2 separate regions of the Homo sapiens genome follow, and region 1 is linked to region 2. A link is an interaction called in ENCODE POLR2A ChIA-PET data of the cell type or tissue named here. Cell type or tissue: Panc1. All regions are shown on one strand. Each heading gives the region's core, and the rest is flanking DNA. Links, peaks and the distances in the headings are about the cores only.

The links. Peaks named below come from ENCODE experiments on the same cell type or tissue, not always from the same donor. Only the 100,000 strongest peaks of a DNase experiment are listed, where the experiment ranks them.
Region 1: POLR2A ChIA-PET joins it to region 2 with 5 read pairs; 4 of 35 experiments call an interaction of 5 or more read pairs at or near these places.

What each region holds. Positions count from the first base shown.
Region 1 is chr11:35,253,268-35,264,735 of GRCh38, forward strand. SLC1A2 (solute carrier family 1 member 2) reads right to left here. Exons shown (of 11, transcript NM_004171.4): 11 at 1-7,698. The coding sequence ends at 7,627. Among named protein-coding and RNA genes, the nearest start is that of SLC1A2-AS1, 23 kb to the right of the region's middle. In Panc1, for the core only: no CTCF peak of the experiment used is centred there; DNase peaks (open chromatin) are centred at 7,217 and 7,446; H3K4me3 peaks cover 319 bases; H3K27ac peaks cover 510 bases.
Region 2 is chr11:35,329,195-35,337,194 of GRCh38, forward strand. All of the region lies in intron 1 of SLC1A2 (solute carrier family 1 member 2), which reads right to left. Among named protein-coding and RNA genes, the nearest start is that of SLC1A2-AS1, 51 kb to the left of the region's middle. RefSeq lists an enhancer at 1,192-1,751. In Panc1, for the core only: no CTCF peak of the experiment used is centred there; no DNase peak of the experiment used is centred there; H3K27ac peaks cover 2,900 bases.

The DNA of each region.
Region 1 (11,468 bases), core at 3,469-11,468, 72 kb before region 2:
CTTTCTTTAAAAATATGTGCTCAATTCACATAACAATGTGACATTTACCACTAATTTGCTTGGCAAGAATTAACTGCAACAAATCTGTCCTGATTTCATCTCTAGCACTCATCCTCAGTCTCTGCTACTCAAAGTTTTCCTAAGCCAATTTCCACATAAACCTTTAGGAATGTATGAAACATTCTGATCTAGGAATAATCCTACTATTAATACCTTGTCTTTGATAGTCTTAGAGAAAAGCAAAATGAGAATGCTCAGCTGGAAAAACAAGGCCTGGTGTCAAACATTTAAAAAATCAGCACCATTCCTTGAGTTAGAAAGATGAATTATTTAGATGTATATCCTCACCAGCTAAGGGATTTAAGCAATTCCTTGTTCTTAATGGTTCATTTTGTTTATTGCATCACTAAAGACTGGGTTCTTAAATTTGTCAAATGTGACTATATAGTCAAGAAACAATTGGTAGCTCTAAATTGCTGAAGAAACTTCTTGTGCTCTAATTAGTTATAATTCTACATGTGTGGTTACATAGAAAATACTGTAAGAAAATATGTCTGCAAAATTACAGATACTAAATAGATTAATTCAGTCTACACTGAGTTCTTTATAATTTCTGAAGAATAGTTACAAACCTATAACATTATTAAAGGCTAAATTAATATTAAACATATAACATCCAGGTCTATAAATACATTTTCTAATGCTCTTTATAAATAATAGCAAACAAGCTAGGGGATTTGTTTAAAAAAATGTAAGACTGGGCTGGAGGAATTTGTGGATTTAGGGTGCAATACTGATCAGAGGGCAATATATTGTCCCTGGTAACACAGACTCTTACCAGGAAGCCAAAATATATCTGCTGGCAACAAGATCAAGTTAGATTCACAGTTTGCCAGCTCTTTCCTCAAGCTGTAGAAAACAAATAGAAAAACAATATACAAAATCCTCAAAAAAGTAGTTTTTTTATATACAAATCTCTATAGTGACCAGATAATCTGATCTGTGTTGTGCAACATGGAGATGCAATGCTGAGGTTTTCCAGGAGAAAGAGAAAGGGAGGGAGTTAAGGTGATTTGTAGAAAAATCTAGATGCCAAAGGATGACTTTCTATAAGGGAAGTAACTCTTATGGAGTATTAAACCACCAGACAGCCAACTTTCTGATCATTTATCTCAGGGAATTCGCTCCATGGGTCCATGGGGGAGAAACCTCAGAGATGTGCTGGACCAACTTCCTTGGCTAGTGTGTGTATTTGCCCCCTAGCAAAGGCAACAGGCTGTTTCCAGGCAGGCAAAATGGTTGCCATGAGAAGAAACAGTGCCCCAGAAGGAGTGAGGCTCCGACTGCAACATCTCCATCTCCAGTGAGGATGATGACAAGGCTAACAGTCAGTTGTCAGGTTTCAACACTCACCCAAGGATTGGGGGTGTCTCCAGAGAAACTGAGGACCTGTTGCTACCCATTCTCTAGGTCAACTTCTGACTCTACAAAGCAGTGAGGTCTGTTCCAATAGCTGGTTTTATTCTCAGCACAAAAGGGCCCTGTGTAAAAACCAGAAGGATTTTGTAAAATATCAAAATGAATATTTGGCCTGGAGGTTGGAAAGTGAAGCAAGGCTGGACATAGAAAAAAACTGATCAGTAGTTATTCAGGATATTATTTAGGATAAATGAAATAGGAACTTAGGGGCATCTCTCACTTTTCTACAGGTTCTTATCTGGGTCAATGAAGAAATTGTGTTTATCTTGCTGCCCTTGCATCAGGTTTTTTGCACTAATGGAAAAAAGCCGGCCGAAAAACAAAACCCAATCCTTTCAGTCCTAGCTTTACATCTTGCCCTTGCAAACCTGAAGAGCTGAAGTCTTCTCTGACAACAAAGGAGTTCACAACACAACAAATACCAACACTACTCTATTTAGCAGAAGTTTGGACAAACAGCAGAGGTGTCCACCATGGGCCATTGCAGCAGTGCCAGAAAGTGCAAGAGGTTGTTTAAAGATCATGGCTGGTGACATGGACCTTGTAGACCATGCATTGTATCCCATCCACCCTACAAACTAATCAGGCCTTGAAGAGGGCAATGATAGTCAGAAAATTCCATTCTTGTAAGTTAGAGCATCTCTTCCTGCAATGTGATACCCATGATAAAAACAAACCAAGAGGAAAATGTGAAAATGAATTTGCGGGCTTACTTGTGAATGGGTGTGCATGTCTACATACTGGCGGAGAAGAAAAGATATTTACAAACAGTTGCCGTGATTGTGCAAGTGTTGTACCAAATTTCAAAAGAGTGATCAAGGTTATTCACCAAAGGCTCTCAAATTCCCATACTGGGTGGGCAATTAGAATTGTTGGAGAAAATTGTGTGTTTTGGGTATTCAGAGAGGGCTCTGTTGCTACAGCAGCAATGATGCAACAGCTTGAGTGAGGCTGTAGGTTCATCCAGTCCTCTCATGTTGACTCTGGAAACATTTTTCCGTGAGCCAAATCACTACTTCTATTAGGAAGGTGAGTTTAAGTCAAGGGAACTTTTATTAAAAAACTTTTATTGGTGTCTCAAAATATCAAACTGTGAATGAACATGGCCAACTTTGAAGCTTGTTGTAAAACATCAAATGAATAGAGGCTTGAATTTAATTTCTCCCAAAGGAGATGAGAAAAATCTAAATTGATTATTCATTATTGTGGGCTACTTCAACTTAAAATGTAAATAGGTCACATTTTATAGTAGGAAGCCTCTTAAGAAGGAAACAAAGCAGAGATCATAATACATTGGGCTCATAGGGCTGGAAGGGGATTTTAGTCATTTAATCCAACCCCTTCACTTTTCATATGGGAGAAAATGAGGCTTGGACACAAAATGACTTATGTAAGTCATACAGCTAAAAATGGGCAGAGTCTAAATCAAATGTTCCCTCTACCAAACCATGTTGTTTCTTATCATCTCTATGTCATTGCCTGAATTAGCTGTGTTATGCTACAAAGTTGGATACTATTTAATCAAGATTCTCTGTTATCTATTTTAAAACCAAGCCTCACACTAACTTGTGTGATGGCTTACTAAGCTGGCTGTTAGCAAAGCAGCAACAATAAGTGGAATGATAGGAAAGGAAGAGGTGGAGTAGAAAATTTGGTTTTCTTTTAGGGAAAATCATAAGAAAATGTGTCATGAGCAGCTGGAAACTCACTCTATGCTAGGAGAACAATCTGCCTCTAGTGCCACCTGCTTGGATTGGCACTCAGTGATCCCTCTAGGCTTAACCAGAAATTACTACAGATACTGAGACCATTTATCTTCTTTGACAATTAGACTTACAAAACTCACTCCAGAATTCCTTCAGGCTGTTTTTTTTTTAACTTAGTCTTCTTCTGCCTCCAGACTCTAGCATTCTTATTCAAGGAGCAAGTATGATAATAACTGAAAATTTCATTTGGTCCTTTTTCTTGGTTTGGAATGAGTTCAGTTGGAGAATAAGTAAAACAAACCAGCAGCTCAGACAACTAGATAGCCGTAAGAGTTAGAGAGCAGCTAGGTGAGAAAAATCACTTCCACTGGGGTATAACTGCTGTGCACTTTTAGTCATCAAACTAGATGAGAGCTAATGAGACTTGTTTTTCAGGAGTCAGAACTATGGAGAATTCTCTCTGAGCACGGATATACCTACTTGGATTTACTGCTGCATTCCATGGGAAAATATTGCACAGGTGGCCGAAGCCTTGATTCTGACAAAAGTAAAAAAAACTATAACATCACTTTTGCTATTGAGAGCAAAGGGACGTGTAGTATTTGCAAAAACATGGCAGAATTGGGTTTCCTTTGGTGGACCCAGTAAATGAGTTTCCCAACCACTTTGCTCCAAAAGGGCTTCTTGACTAGATACATATGCAAATGATGTATTTCTCCACACACAAGTGGAAATGACCAGAGACCCTCTAATCAACAGGTCATTGAGATTCCTGGCATCACCTAGCAGGAATCTCCCCATGACTTGAATTTTCCCTAAGCCTTTCTCATATTCCATGAGTCTAAATCCAGGAGCTAGGCATTTTGGCACCCCTTCTTTCAGCTTTCATGAATATCCAGGCTGACTAGTGGTTCGAGAGGAGAAAGAAATATTTGTCTTTTACAGGGTATGGTAACTTCCGCAGACAGCAAAACCATAGGCTGTGTTTCTACACACTCAATAGGAAGTAAAAACTGAAACTGATAGCTATGTGGTTCAGCTCTCATAACCTAGAGTCCTATGTTGAAGATCTGTGAGATCTAGATGATTGCCCTGATTTTCTGATGCTCTTTGTATGGGAAGCATGCCCTCAAAGATCTAAGGTAAAGTATTACCTTGAAAGATAAGCTATTCTTCTCACTGATTGGATTGGATTTGATTCATTGAATTTGAGTAAGTAATTAAGTGATGATTCCACTTGGGTTTCTCAAAGGGCAAGAATGAGAAAGAGAAGAATTAAAGTCTACTTAGTTGGTTTTCTCCTGAAATGATTCTGATTCCTAAAAAACATGAATGAGTCTATAGCAAAATGGCATTGCCGAAGCCCTGATTTACAGACCTTACAGGATGCAGTGTATGTATGTTTCTGGCCTGCTGTAACTGTATATAAATATAACATTTATGCATTATCAAATAGTAACAGACTATTACAAGCATTCATATATATGTTGAACCAATTAGGATAAATCTATACATATAATTGACAGGTTAAATGTATTCTATTTAGATAAAGGTTATTAGAGGTATACCCTGGATCCATTTGTTCTGTTTATGGCACATATGCTGGGCAAAGAAAATCCCAAATGGGCATGGCAAGGGAGAAATAAATGAGGCTTAAATAAAAACAGAGGACATAGACATATGTCAACATGTCAACTCTACATGCATTTTGGATTTTCAGGCTAGTCCTGAGTTCAAGAAATTGTATATTTTTAATATGACTTATTGAATTTCCAGATAAGTGTGATTTTCTAAGTATATTCTCACGAGACTTCCTGCACACAGTAAGTCTCAGACCAGAAAAAACTTGCTTTGTGAAGTTGTACACCTTGTTTCTTCCAAACACATTGTCTGCTGACATATTTACAGGCTAATAGGATAGCTAGGAAAAAGTTGAAGACAAAACACACCGGAAAGGTTTCAGGCAGAGTTCTGAGAAGAGAATCCTGTGACCACTCCATTGAGAAACATGCCCATGTATATAGATCCCAAAGCTGGCCTTCCATAGCAAAAAACAACAAGCTCCTAGACGCTTTGCCTATAGCCTCCAACTTACCAGAAAAAAGCTCTTGGGAACACCACTTAAAGAAAATCCTAAACAGTTTCACAGCTAAACCCAGGAACTGTCTCCTTAACCTATAACATTTGCTGTAAAGAATGTATTTTCTGGCCGGGCACGGTGGCTCACGCCTGTAATCCCAGCACTTTGGGAGGCCATGGCGGGTGGATCATGAGGTCAGGAGATCGAGACCATCCTGGCTAACATAATGAAACCCATCTGTACTAAAAATACAAAAAATTAGCCAGGCATGGTGGCATGTGCCTGTAGTCCCAGCTACTCGGGAGGCTGAGACAGGAGAATCGCTTGAACTAGAGAGGTGGACATTGCAGTGCAGTGAGCTGAGATCGTGCCACTGTACTCCAGCCTGAGCAACAGAGCAAGACTCTGTCTAAAAAAAAAAAAAAAAAAAGAATGCATTTTCTACTACTACACTTAATCATATCCCTTGACCACCCTGACCCTGTTTACTGCCCATCTACTGGAAATAAAGACCAATGTCATTTGAAAAGCAAAAATGAAAAGTTGCCTAATACTGTTCAGTAGTGATCCTTATCCAAAAATCACTAGGGTTTAGGAGACAAAAACAACTGGAATCTCATGTCTCTTGTATGTTTCAAAGGTATCTGATTTAAAAGAGAGAAGTCACAAGGAGCAGATAAGAAAGGCTATTTGAGGTCCATAAGCACCCTCATCTCAGAGAATTTGGATTCTATAAACCATGACTGTCTCAGCATCCCTCCGCTGGTTTCATATAATACAGCCTATTCTCACCTATAAACAAGGTTCTACATACTTCTTAGAGTCAAATGTGCTTTATTTCTCAATGATTCAAGTCCCAAGCTTACTCCCAAACCCAGCAACCTTAGGAAAATACTGTGCGTTATTCAATAAAAAAGGATAGTAGAGACATTAAAAATTTTAGCTTGCATTACCAATCATTAAGGATTTGTTGGCTGCCTACTGCATGCAAGGCACTGTGCTACACCAATTATATTATTTATTCCTTAAAACTTCACAGCCTTAAACAAGATTCCATCTGTGAAGTTGTACAGAGCCATCCTTTGTTGCCATGTCATTGTTCAAGGCTGCCTGGACTCTGCCATAGGAATATCACTTTTATAGGGTTTTGCACAGATGTTTGTTTTCTGTTCCTTTCTACTGAGAAGACTGAGGAGGAAGACTGGCTCTGCTTCCAACTGTGTCCTATAACTGGTTTTATGTGCTTTGATAGAAGATAACAAAACGCTTTCAACATATTGGATAAATACCAGTATTTTTGTTTCATCAAGAGATGACATTAAAAGAGGCACAGCCAACACAAGTGTCTTCCATGTGTGAGGACAGTAAAATGACCAGGCTTTCTAGGACGATGAGATGATGACTGAAATAATTGACAGATTAAAAATATCTTTTTCTTTAGGAACCAAAAAATAATCTTTTGGGTTAAACAAAGCAAAACACATACCAAATAATCTCATTTGATTTTACTACACCAGGTGAAGGCAAACCGAACATAAATAAATTTGAATATTTAACTCTGGTTAAACTTTATGTTGACTGTGCTCTCTTACTTTTGTCAATATCTACAGTGGTTATATATAAAATACTTCCTAATCAATTATCAAATTTAGAAAGAATAATGAAACATACTTTGAAATTTCAACCATTGTTCTCACAGATTACACAGGGTAAGGCAGAGATGTAACAGGTTCTTTAATCAACTGCCTTTAAGAGCATGGCTCCCTTTAAAACTGTCTTTGAAACATTTTACTTAAAGAGCATATGGAAGATAAATTGTCAGAATTCCCTAAGACAGGTATTTGCTTTTAATCAATCCATGTGCAAGCTTTACTAGACATTTTAAGGGGAGTTACTTCTAGAGGCTTTTAATAGAATCTCTTGTGCATAACAAGGCGAGACATGGAGAACACTTTAAGGAATAACACGCTGTGTGTTTGCTCATTTTCCCAAGTCCCTGGAGTGTACCACACTGCTTTACTCATGTCCCCTGGGAAAAGAGCATCCACATTTCTGCATCTTGGGAGAAAAGGGAAGCTGGCAAGAACGTGTCTTCAATTCCAACTGATTCCTCCAGCAGCATCCATTCAAATAATAATACAAGTGAGAAAATTAGACGGTTATAAAGCATTATTTGGCAAAGACACAGCACCGTGCCTGTCATCACTGACTCACAAGAGCTCCTCTAAGCCTCGGCTAACAGATTAAGTAAACATAGAAATATACGCATTTTTTTCCTTTTTAAAGAAAGCTTGTTTATATCATCAGTTACCATAGGATACGCTGGGGAGTTTATTCAAGAATTTGCTGAGACTCATATCCTTATTTCTCACGTTTCCAAGGTTCTTCCTCAACACTGCAGTCGGCTGACTTTCCATTGGCTGCCAGAGTTACCTGAAAATAATTATCATCAACATCCAGCTTACAGACCACGAACCAGAAAAAAGCCCTGTGGGTTATGTGGAGAAGCACCAAATCCAAGATTATACTACATGACTGAAATATTAGTTTTAAATGGAGTTCTTTCCAAATTGAATTTGAACCTGTCTTGGGTTTCAACAGTGATCTGAGAATTTTAAAAATCCATATTTGCCTTGGGAGTATCAAGGTATTAAAGCTGCTTTGTAATTTGGGGAATAACTTCTACTATGTTTTTAGTGTTGTGGGGTGTCTAACTACCCAGAGATCCATCACACAATAACACAGTCCTTAAAATACAGTGCCCATGTGCTACTCCATACAACCACAGAGGAAGAAATCCAGAACTAGGTATCTAGTTCTACTCATGCATGTGAAAGGTTCAGTTGCAATGACACCAGGTAGATGGCATACGTGTCTAATTTTTAAATCAGAAATCATGACATTTCAGCTGTGCCAAATAAGCTATCCCAGCTTTAAAGATTAAAAAGAAAAGTAGGGAGAATTAAAAGTCTGAGATTGGTGACAATGTTTATCTAAATTACTTCAATGCAGACATTTAATAATCAGATAAAATTACCAGACCATCTATATTATGCTTCCCTGGCTCAAAGTGAACTGAACCTTTTTGCAGAATAGGAGGTTTTCCCCTCCACTTCTAAGTAGTTTTCCTAGCTTACCTTCTGTCTGTCTGTCCTCAACGTCATGTGCAAACTTAAACCCACGACTGATATTCCACATAATGGAGAGACTGGATTTATGAAAGCATTAGAATATGGAGACGTGACAAACGCAGTAATGTTTGAAAGAAATCTGACTTTCTTCTTACCCAAGTGGAAGTGAAATGCATGCATCATGACCACATACAACATGCTAGGAACAGAAAACCAAGTGCCCTTCAACGAATCAAGCAAAGGAAAATAAAAACCATTTATCCAATCCCCATTAGCCCCCCAATTTTTTTCAGAAAAACAGACCATGCAATTAGCAATGACTGCTCCACATGCAGTTATTCTGATTAAACTTGAAAACTATTGTGTAACTTCAAACTACTATTACCAGGCAAGAGTTTGAATACACAGACCAACAAGACATAACAATGCTTGAAATGGTTAAAGTTTTGACCAGAGCTGCAGCAAATTTGTTTCCCTTTCAGTGAACTGTCAAGAAAGATTGCCAGGGACAGACTGTCTGCCCAGAGAAAGTTGTCTGTTCACTATAACCTTGAATGTGCCTATTTGGCTCTCAGCGATGAACCGCATCAATAGTGGTACAAAATTATCAATCACAGTGTGGTGCCTTTGAAAGACCAGACAGCACTTGGGGGGAAGTGTTTTTGTTTTGTTTTTTTGTTTGTAAATACTGGGGCCTATGTTTCAAAAGAATCTGGGACAGCAGATTTTTTTGGCGTTTCCTTTCTTGGCTGGGCTAAAGAAAGCCAGGACTCCATTCCCCAACCTGTCCCACTTCTCTCTGCTCCAACCACTTGGGTAATACAAAAGAAAAAGAGGATGGCATTGGCAGCAAGCGCTGACATCTCCCATCTCAGTTTTTAAAAAGTGGGAAATAGTGAGACAGAATTAACCATAAGGAAGTTCAAAGGAATAAGTAAATGTGACCCAGATATCCTCAGAAAGGGTGTAAATTTATCTCCATGGCTCTGGCTGCCTCCTTCCCACACCAGCATCAACACAGTTAACTGATTTAGAGTGAGAAGAATCAACTTGCTTTACCTAGCAAAGGCTGAGGATCAAATAGCCTTCACTAAGCTGAACCCAACAATTTCATTAAAAATGTAAACAACTGAAATAGTTGATAAACCAATAGAGCTATTTTCATCATCTTCAAGACCTGCTCAGCTTGACCACTGGTCACCTAAAGGCTAATTAACCAATGAGTTTGCAGGTGGTTGGCTGGCTAACCATTTACATAGAGACTGAGCCACTATCTCTATGGAACTGTCCAGCAAAAAGGTTACCTAAAACACAGCAAGGACTAAAGATGCTAAAAGGATCCATTCAACAAATATTTATTGAGTCCCCTACAACATGCCAGACACTATTTTAGGGCTGGGTCACAGTAGTATAACTGGGGACAAAGCCTTACTCCTAATGAGCTTACTTTCTACTAATATGGATAATTCACATTTCCTTATAGGGCTTGAAATAGTTTGCTTTAAAAAACGAAGCAAATTGGCCAGGTGCAGTGGCTCACGCCTGTAATCCCAGCACCTTGGGAGGCCGAGGCAGGTGGATCACCTGAGGTAAGGAGTTACTGACAAGCCTGACCAACATGGAGAAACCCCATCTCTACTAAAAATACAAAAAAATTAGCTGGGCATGGTGGCACATGACTGTAATCCCAGCTACTCGAGAGGCTGAGGCAGGAGAATTGCTTGAACCTGGGAGGCGGAGGTTGTGGTGAGCCGAGAGCACGCCATTGCACTCCAGCCTGGGCAACAAGAGTGAAACTCCGTCTTAAAAAAAAGAAAAAGAAGCAAATTTATCCTCAGGTGCTTGATGTCCTTCAAAAACAAATCCAGGAAGTCTGAAATCTAAAGACATCTCCACGCCCACACCTTCTTTTTCAAAAAGTGTCCTACAAAATATTAAGAGGCCTCTTGAGAAATTCCAAAAGGGCCATACGCAGTTAACCACTAGGATTCTTCTCAAATATAATTATGAAATGTTTAAAAAATTGTGATTTTTTTGTTTTACATAATTTTTCCTCATATGGCAATAATTTGAGTTCAAGTCTTATCATCATTACAACATTATACATTCTTTTTGCTGTCCTCCAGTGCCTAATTTATGGCTTTATAGATAATAGGCATTCAATAAATACTGGATGAATAATCAAAATATAGGATCTCACAGGAATGAGACAGGCGCACTCAACTGAATCTTACAAGGCACACAATAAGTACTTAAATATACTAGAACATAAAGCCATTCACAAGATTATTGACCCTTGTTGATTCAAACTAACATTTTGATGGGGAATAATCCAGCACATTCACTCAGATGTGGGAAACACCAGCTTTCCATGAGAATGCATCATGTCCTCTAGGTACATCTGAATTTCTAATAATTTGAATCATTTTCACTGAGTCAATTAATAAACTTGTGCAATTGCCTCTTGATGGGTGGTTTCCCTCCCTAATTTGTTTCAGAGTCCTTGTTCACCCATGTATGTATCTTACAAAGAGAGGACAAGAAAAAGCCTGTGCTAGTCCACTAGAATTCTGGACCTATGTTACAATCCAGTAAAGAGAATTGTTTCTATGACACCCTTAGTTGCCCAGCAAGAGCCACAGTATGTATTTGTAATGACCCAGAAGTAATATAGGAAGAAATTAGTGATTAAATGTGACCTTGTCAACAGAAGTCAAAAAGCTACCAGAGATCTCTGGCTGGGTTCAGCTTGTCCTCAGCTGCTGTGTGGAATCATTTTAGAAACCAACCCCCAGAGTTGATTCTGCTCACCTGCCAGGGTTTCTCCAAGTTTGCTTTACTCTGGTCATGACACTCTGACTTTGACAATGTCAAATTAGTTACAATGAAGGCTAGACAGAGCCCATCAAGCTTGAAGAATTAGCACCCAACAGCTTGGAGGAGAGCCCAGAACATCCATGCTGCAGAAAGATGGCACAGCCAGGCATTGTCTGAGATGTAGTGTTTTTAAAAAGACATTTCTGGATAATTGTCCTGAAGGATAGCTGTTCTTTACTTGAAATTGTTTACCCA
Region 2 (8,000 bases), core at 1-8,000:
GGCAAAACTATGGAGGGGCATGGTGCTGAATAGGTGAAGCACGGAGGATTTTTTAAGGCAATGAAAATACTTTGTATGTTACTATAATGGTAAATACACATCATCATACATTTGTCCAAACCCATGAATGTACAACACCAAGAGCCAACCCTAATGTAAACTAAGCACTCTGCATGATAATGAGGTATCAATGTAAGTTCATCGCTTGTGATAAATGTACCACTCTGGTGGGTGATGTTGACAGTTGGGGAGGCTGCACCTGAATGTGAGCAGGGGTATATGGGAACTCTCTGTACTTTCCACTCAATTTTCCTGTAAAACTAAAACTACTCTTTAAAAAACAGCATATTAAATAAAAACAAACAAAACAAAGCACAAAACAGATCTCCAAGCCCCATCCCTGAATATTCCAATTCATCACATCTGGATGGGGCCTAGACCTCTGGGCTTTTGCAAAAGCACCCAGATGACACTGTTGCAGCTAATCCACATACCAATGTCTGGTCAATGCCTGAACAGTTGCAGTGCAGGGCAGCTTATCACTTCTACTCTAACCATCCCGCCGTTGGATAGCTTTGACTATTAAGAAGCCCTTCCTTTATGGTGAGCCTATATCTGTTTCCCTGCAGCTTTTACCCACAGGTTATTTTTCTATCCTGTGGAGCTACCTAATAATAACAGTTGCCATCAGACAATGTACTGGATGCTTTACATGCATTATTTCATTGACTTCCCACAACACTCTCACAAGATAGCTACTATTATTAGTCCTTCTTTATAGATGAAAAACTGGAGGTCAGAGAGAGGAGCACATTTGCTCCAAGTCAGGCAGTTGGTGAGTAGATGAGCTGGGATGGCAACCCAGCTTGGCCTGAACAAGGTGCACACACTTAATCACGACACTTACAGAAAATGAAGCTGAATCCCTTCTCCATCTACCAACCTTTGAGGCATATGAAGTTTCTGCTCAGGGTTTTCTCTTCTCCCAAGTTTGTCACTATCCTGGTTAAAGCACCTCAAGCTACTTACTTGCCTGTGCCTCCCAGACCTGCACACAACCTTCCAGGTAAGGGCTGGTCACTTCCCCACTCCCCTAAGCCCATCAAAGACTGCCTTTCTCACTTTCAACCTCCAGCACGTCAGATTCTACCAGAGCTGAGGCTTCTGCCCTGCCTTTGAAAAACTGAAGGGCATAGGTAATTTCACAGTAGAGAAAGAAGGTGGTAGGGAGTACTGGTAATGAATAGAACCATTTATTGACTTTTTATTCTGTACCAGTGATAGGTAGAGTAATGCCCCAACAAATGTCCATGTCCTAATCCCCAGAACCTGTGGATGTGTCAGATTACATGGCAAAGGGGCTCTAAGGCTGCAGTTGCAAAGAAGGTTGCTAATCAGCTGACCTCAAGATAGGGAGATGCGCCTGAATTCTCCAGGTGGGACCAGTGGAATCACAGGGGTTCTTATGCATGAAAAAGGGAAACAGAAAAGAAAGAACTGAAGGATGGCAGCATGACAAAGACACAGCCCAATGTTGCTGGCTCTAAAGATAAAGGAAAGGGCCAGGAGCCAAGGCATGTGAGAAGCTTCTAGAAACTGGCAAAGGCAAGGAAACAGACTCCTCCTCCGAGCCTCCAGAAAAGAATGCAGCCCTGCTGACACCTTGATTTTAGCCCAGTGAGACCCAACTCAGATTTCTGGCCTCCAGAACTATATGATAATAAGTTGTCTTGTCTTAAGCCTCTTGATTTGTGATCATTTGTTACTGCAACAATGGGAAACTAAGGTAGTACCAGACCTTATGCTACACTATCTCATTTGTTGTTTACAAAAAGCCTCAGCAGAAGGTGATAGACATAGAGAGTTTCCTGTCCACACCCACACCTCTGCTGCTTCTAGAAATCTGCTCAGAGAAGCAGCATGCTCAGCCAGACACTGCTTCTCAGCCTCCCTTCCTGAGATGTAGGCTGAAGTGTTCTGCTCCTCCCTTCCTCACTTCCTCCTGCCCTAGAGAAATGCAGACCAAAGTAACATCTTTCTCTCTTTAGCTAATCACGTGTTTAAAAGGCTCAGCAACACCATGCCTCTAAATGGCTTCCATCGCCCATGGAAGCCTTTCAAGGCCTCCCAGAGGACTTGTGCAGTTCTTTACTTTGGTTCCTTCTAATGAGCTGCTAAATTTGTGGCTATTGAAAGTGAACTAAACATCCAGTCCCTGTTGATCCCAGCAGTCCAGTCAGTTTACTGACTGCCCAACTGCTTCTCAACTAGTTTGATCTGCTAAATTTACAAGTGATAAACTGAGCCATCCAGTCACCCCTGAAGGGTAATGTTCTCACCAGGAGAATTTCTTCTTAAGAGAAGAATGTATATTTATCACTCTGGTAGCTTGTGGAGACAGGCTGGTTCACAGGGCTTTGTGCTGATATGGCACAGTCCACAAGTGCAATACATCCTCTTGCACGATCCATTCTCTTCCCACCTTTTCCATACACAGATGCAGTTCGTGGTGTTTGGGGAATATTTTACTTCGCACATTCGAACCTGAAATCTTAAGTGACTCTTTGATGTTGTCTCTTCGAATAATCTTTTCCTGAGCCCCCAATCTACTTTTCATGCCTCTGAGATCTTAACGTTGCACAATTCATCACATTCATATGGTTTGCCTCTCCCACTAGGCCTTAGACTCTGTGAAGGAAGGGCCATACATCTATCCCTGGGCCCTGTCCATGTTAGGTGTTTAATAAGAATTTTTGAGAGACTAGTGATTTGGAGGTACTAAGGGGACCCAAGTCTGCAGGGACTGGGAGGTGCCTCTGACAGCGAGTGGCAGGACCTTATCAGCTTAAGCATCTCCCATGGAGATGGCTTTGGACAGAAGCCTAAACAAAGCACAAGGAAAGGATCAGGAAACCTGAAGTCCACCAGAAGCTCCAACTAATGTTTAGTGACCTTGCCAAAAGCAACTAGGGCTTCTAATTACCACAAGTGATCATGACTTGAATTTTTATGCACTTCCTGAAGTCATTCCAGCAGCACCACGTCTCCTCAACAGCCTGGAAGTGGTGATGATGTGGTATGTTGGCTACCGGGTCATCAACACCACTTAATTCCTTAGCAACTGAGGTGAAAAGCCTTCATCCCAAGTGCCTTGGAAGAAAGGCTTGTTCCTGCTCAACTCGTAAAGTCTCAAATTTATGCTGAGGATAGTTTCTCGCCGAGTGACTTATCAGGTTGACTCTTAAATTATGACATCAAAGCAAGGAACATGTCCTGTTTTTATTTGAATCCTCTATATAATGACATGTACAATGCCAGGCACCTAATAGGTGTTCAGCAAAAGCTGGTAGATTGAATTATGTATATGACAAAATTAAGACAGAGGGGTCAAATAAGACTTACAGATAAGTCCAGATGAGATCTCTGGACTCAAATATATTCTAGGGCTTTGAGTTAACACAGAAATGGCAGGGTTTTTTTGCCATGGACAATCATGCTTTCTTCCTCCATCCTCCCTCTCCCCATCTGCCCTGAACACACACTCAGCCCATTGTCCTTTATCTGAGAGCAGATTCGACTCCACAGTTCCTTAGGGCAGAAATTGTTTTTGTATTTTATGGGGAGAAAGGGAAGAAGTCTGCAGCACACGCTACCTAGAGAACATGCAATACAATTTCATTATAAGCAAATTTGTTCTTCCTCCCCATACTCTTCAGAGTCTCTCTCCTCTTTCTCTTTTACTTCAGTTCTCGCTCTTAACTTCCTTAGCCCACTGAGCTAAACCTGGTGGATCTTCAAACAACTGCCAACTGTTCCTCAGGTTGGCTCCCTGGAGTGGTCTCATTCCCCATCCGCACACAGCTGATCAAGTATTCACTCTCCGAACAGGTCTCTTTCGCAGCTACTCAAAAAACATAACCTTTGGCAGGGTGCAGTGAGGGGGCACAGTGGCTCACACCTGTAATCCCAGCAATTTGGGAGGCCAAGGTGGGTGGATCATCTGAGGTCAGGAGTTTGAGACCAGCCTTGCCAAAATGGTGAAACCCCATCTCTACTAAAAAAAAATACTAAAATTAGCCAGGTGTGGTGGTGCATGCCTGTAATCCCAGCTACTGGGGAGGCTGACGCAGGAGAATCACTTGAACCTGGGAGGCGGAGGCAGCAGTGAGCTAAGATGGCACCACTGCTGTCCAGCCTGGGTGACAGAATGAGACTCTGCCTCAGGAAAAAAAAAAAAAGCAAAAACCATAAACAGAAACAAAAAGAAAACATAACTTTTACCTATATTGTTATACCAAAATTAACAGATGTCACAGAATTTATTCACCTTAAGATAAGGATTCCTTTTCTTTATTGCTAAGCTAAATAAGCAGTAACTTTAACAATGTTAATGACGAAGAGTTGGAAATTTATTCTAAAACCCTTTAATTTATAGTAAGATATTGTTAATCATGTAAGTTTTTCTTTCTCTTTTTTTTTCCCCTTGAGACAGTGTCTTGCTCTGTTGCCCAAGCTGGAGTGCAGAGGCACGATCTCAGCTCACTATAACCTCTGCCTCCCAGGTTCAAGCAATTCTCATGCCTCAGCCTCCCGAGTAGCTGGGATGACAGGCATGCACCACCATGCCAGCTAATTTTTTTTTTTTTTTTTTTTTTTGTATTTTTAGTAGAGACGGGGTTTTGCCATGTTGGCCAGGCTGATCTTGAACTCCTGGCCTCAAGTAATCTACCTGCCTTGGCCTCCAAAAGTGCTGGGATTACAGGTGCAAGCCACTGCTCATTTAAGTTTTTCTTAAGTAAACTTCAATGCACTTTGTTTCAGTATTATTATTGAAAGTTACTAAAGGGTTTTGTCCACTTATAATTATGAAACCTAGATCCCTGAGTGGCAACAATCAGATAGAACTAAGAAGTGATTGTCCCTTAGATAGGCATGGATTTTCCAGTCTGCCACAGTCCCCACCATCCCTTATTGTCTCCTTGACACCAATGCGAAGTGTCAATTACTATTTATCATCAGGCTTCCATTGCTGTCTTTCTGAAGAGAGTGTTAAGAGGAAAGCAAACTGTTTCCTGATTTCATGTGCATACCTGCCTGGCTCTCATTAAGTTAGCAGCCCCTGTCCCTTTTGGTTCCATCATTGTACAGATGGGAGCTTTCTTCATATGCTTAAGTAAAATCTTCAAAAAAGGAATGAAAATTTATTCACCAGGCTACAAGCAGGTAGGGAGTGATTTAACAGAGCGAATCACGTTGTTGTTACTAAAGATGTCACATAATTTACAACTTTGAGCAAAGGTTCCCAGGGGACAGGTGTGAAAACAAAAGCAAGTGATGCGTCATCTCACCTTCCTGAGAGCAGGCAGAGGCAGTGCTTTAAGAATCATTGATGACTGACTAGCAGGTTACAGCGGGTGGAGGAGGGCTTCACTATCTTCTCTGCATGGCCCCTTATTATCAGTAGCCCCAAGATTAGAACTCTCTAGAGCAATGACTAGAGAGCAATGCTCAAATGCTGAGACATGACTTCAGCCTTTTCTTTACCAGTCTACTTTGGGGGGCAGGATGTGAAGATTTGGTGAGTTGGACTCACAGCTTGTAGAGTCTGGCTGGAGAGCAATTTTGTTTTGTTTTGTTTTGTTTTGTTTTGTTTTGTTTTGTTTTGTTTTGTTTTGTTTTGCAACATCCCTTAAGACAGACATTTTGTACAATATGAGAAGTGACTGTTAGTCATTTTACAGATGAGAAAGCAAAGTTAAGTAACTTTTCCATTGTCGGGTAGCTAGGAGTAGACAGCTGGGAATCACACCTTGGTCTGTCTTCATCCAAACCCAACCCCTTTTCATTACAATATGGCAGCTGAAAGAACCTGATACTTTAAGATGAGAATAACATTCTTCAATATTTCTTTATTTACAGCATCATAGACATAGCCTTCAATTGTCCAAAGTAGTTAAGAGTGTATGCATTGATGGGGGGGAAGTGTGTGTATTGTTGTGTATTGTTGTATTTTGCCACTCTCAAGCAAACTTCTCCTCCAGTCTCATCAACATACCCAACCTCAACCTCATAGCTGCTAATTCTTCACAAATACCCATAAAACCTATCTATTGAAAGCTATATTTCCCCCAAGATATTGGCCATATAGGCAGCTTCAGGCCAAGTTCTTTCAAACTTCAGCCATAGCAACCGCAATTGCACAACCAAGGGCAGCTGTGATGAAGTCACGGGGAACAAATTAGCAGAGGTCCCAGTACTCCTCTGGCCTGTAATCACTCATCACCTCAGACTGTGTTGATGATCCAGACCCTGGGCATGCCATTTAGCTGAACTCTATAGCTGAAGGAAATGCTCAGGAAAGGATTTTTAATTTGAGATTTTCCTTTGAATAATGTGAGGCTTCATTTTTTGGAGAAAGGAAGACAGTCTATCATGAGTTACTACCAGGGTCTTCACAACAATGCCAAGCAAAATCTGATCCAGTCTCACCCAAGTCAGTGGCTCATATCTACAATCCCAGCACTTTGGGCGGCCAAGGCAGGTGGATCACTTGAGGCCAGGAGTTCAAGACCAACCTGAGCAACATGGTGAAACCCTGTCTCTACCAAAAACAAAAATTAGGTAGTCTCATAAGCCAGTCTCAAAAAAATTAAGTAAATAAAATTTTTAAAAAATTAAATTAAAAAATGTTGTTAAAAATCTGATCCAGTCTCTTCAGACATCCTCCCACAGAAGATGCTGAAAAAAGGTTTCTTATATGGTACAAATACACAATGGAATACTATGCAGCCATAAAAAGGAATAAGATCATCTCCTTCAGAGGGACATGAATTGAGCTGGAAGCCATTATCCTCATCAAACTAATACAGGAACAGAAAACCAAACACCACATGTTTTCACTTATAAGTAGGAGCTGAACAATGAGAACACATGGACACAGGGAGGGGAACAACACACACTGGGCCTCTCAGGGGGTGGGGTGGGTGGGGGTAGAGCATTAGGAAAAATAGCTAATGCATGCTGGGCTTAATACTTAGGTGATGGGTTGATAAGTGCAACAAACCGCTATGGCACAGGTTTACCTATGTAACAAACCTGCACATCCTGCACATGTACCCCACAACTAAAATTAAAATTAAAATTAAAAAGAGAAGGAAAAAAGGTTTCTTGATGATCTCTATCTAGAACCCTTTGAAGGTGACCCAATCAGCTCATTAATTGTTTGCTCTTGAATACTTGCTTTCACCCAATGGGCTTTGATATTAATAACAGTATTGATTATACTCTCAACATTTATGGAACATACTAGCTCTGAGATAAGTGGTTTCCTTTGTTTGATCCTCACAACAACAATTCTATAAGCAAGTAGGAGGAAGGAACAAACAGATAGAGTGCTATTATTATCCTCATTTTATAGACAAGGAACTAAGGCCACCAATGTGCCTAAAATGACCTAGTAAGCATCAGAATCACATAGCTAAACCTACATTGGCCCAAATCCAAGACTTTAGTTTGTAGGACTATGCTCAAGTAACTAGGCAGCCAATTCAAATACTCCATCCTCCAATTTTATATTTATAAATTACAAGCACTCACAGCCGGGGTCAGCAACTCATGGCTTTCCATATGGCCCATGAAGCCTAAAATATTTACTCTTTAGCCCTTTACAGAAAAATGTTTTCTGACCCTTGGCCTAGAACAGTAAACCAAATCCCAAATTTTCCATTCAGTGTACTGAGGTCTCTGTAGTACTTGGGACCAGCAGATTCCACAACATTTTTTAACTCAAGAAAAATATTTATTTGCATTGATTTATGTAAATGACCCTGAGTGATGAAAGTTGGAAATAAATTTGGGGAAAAAAAGAGCTAAAGAGTTGTGGTTGTAAAATATCCACCTCCTAAACTACTGCAGAGCTGCTGGTTAACCAAAATCCAGGGAGGGTTTTGCCAGAATCATGAAGAATTTTATGAATGGGTCTACACTGAGTACAGAGAAAA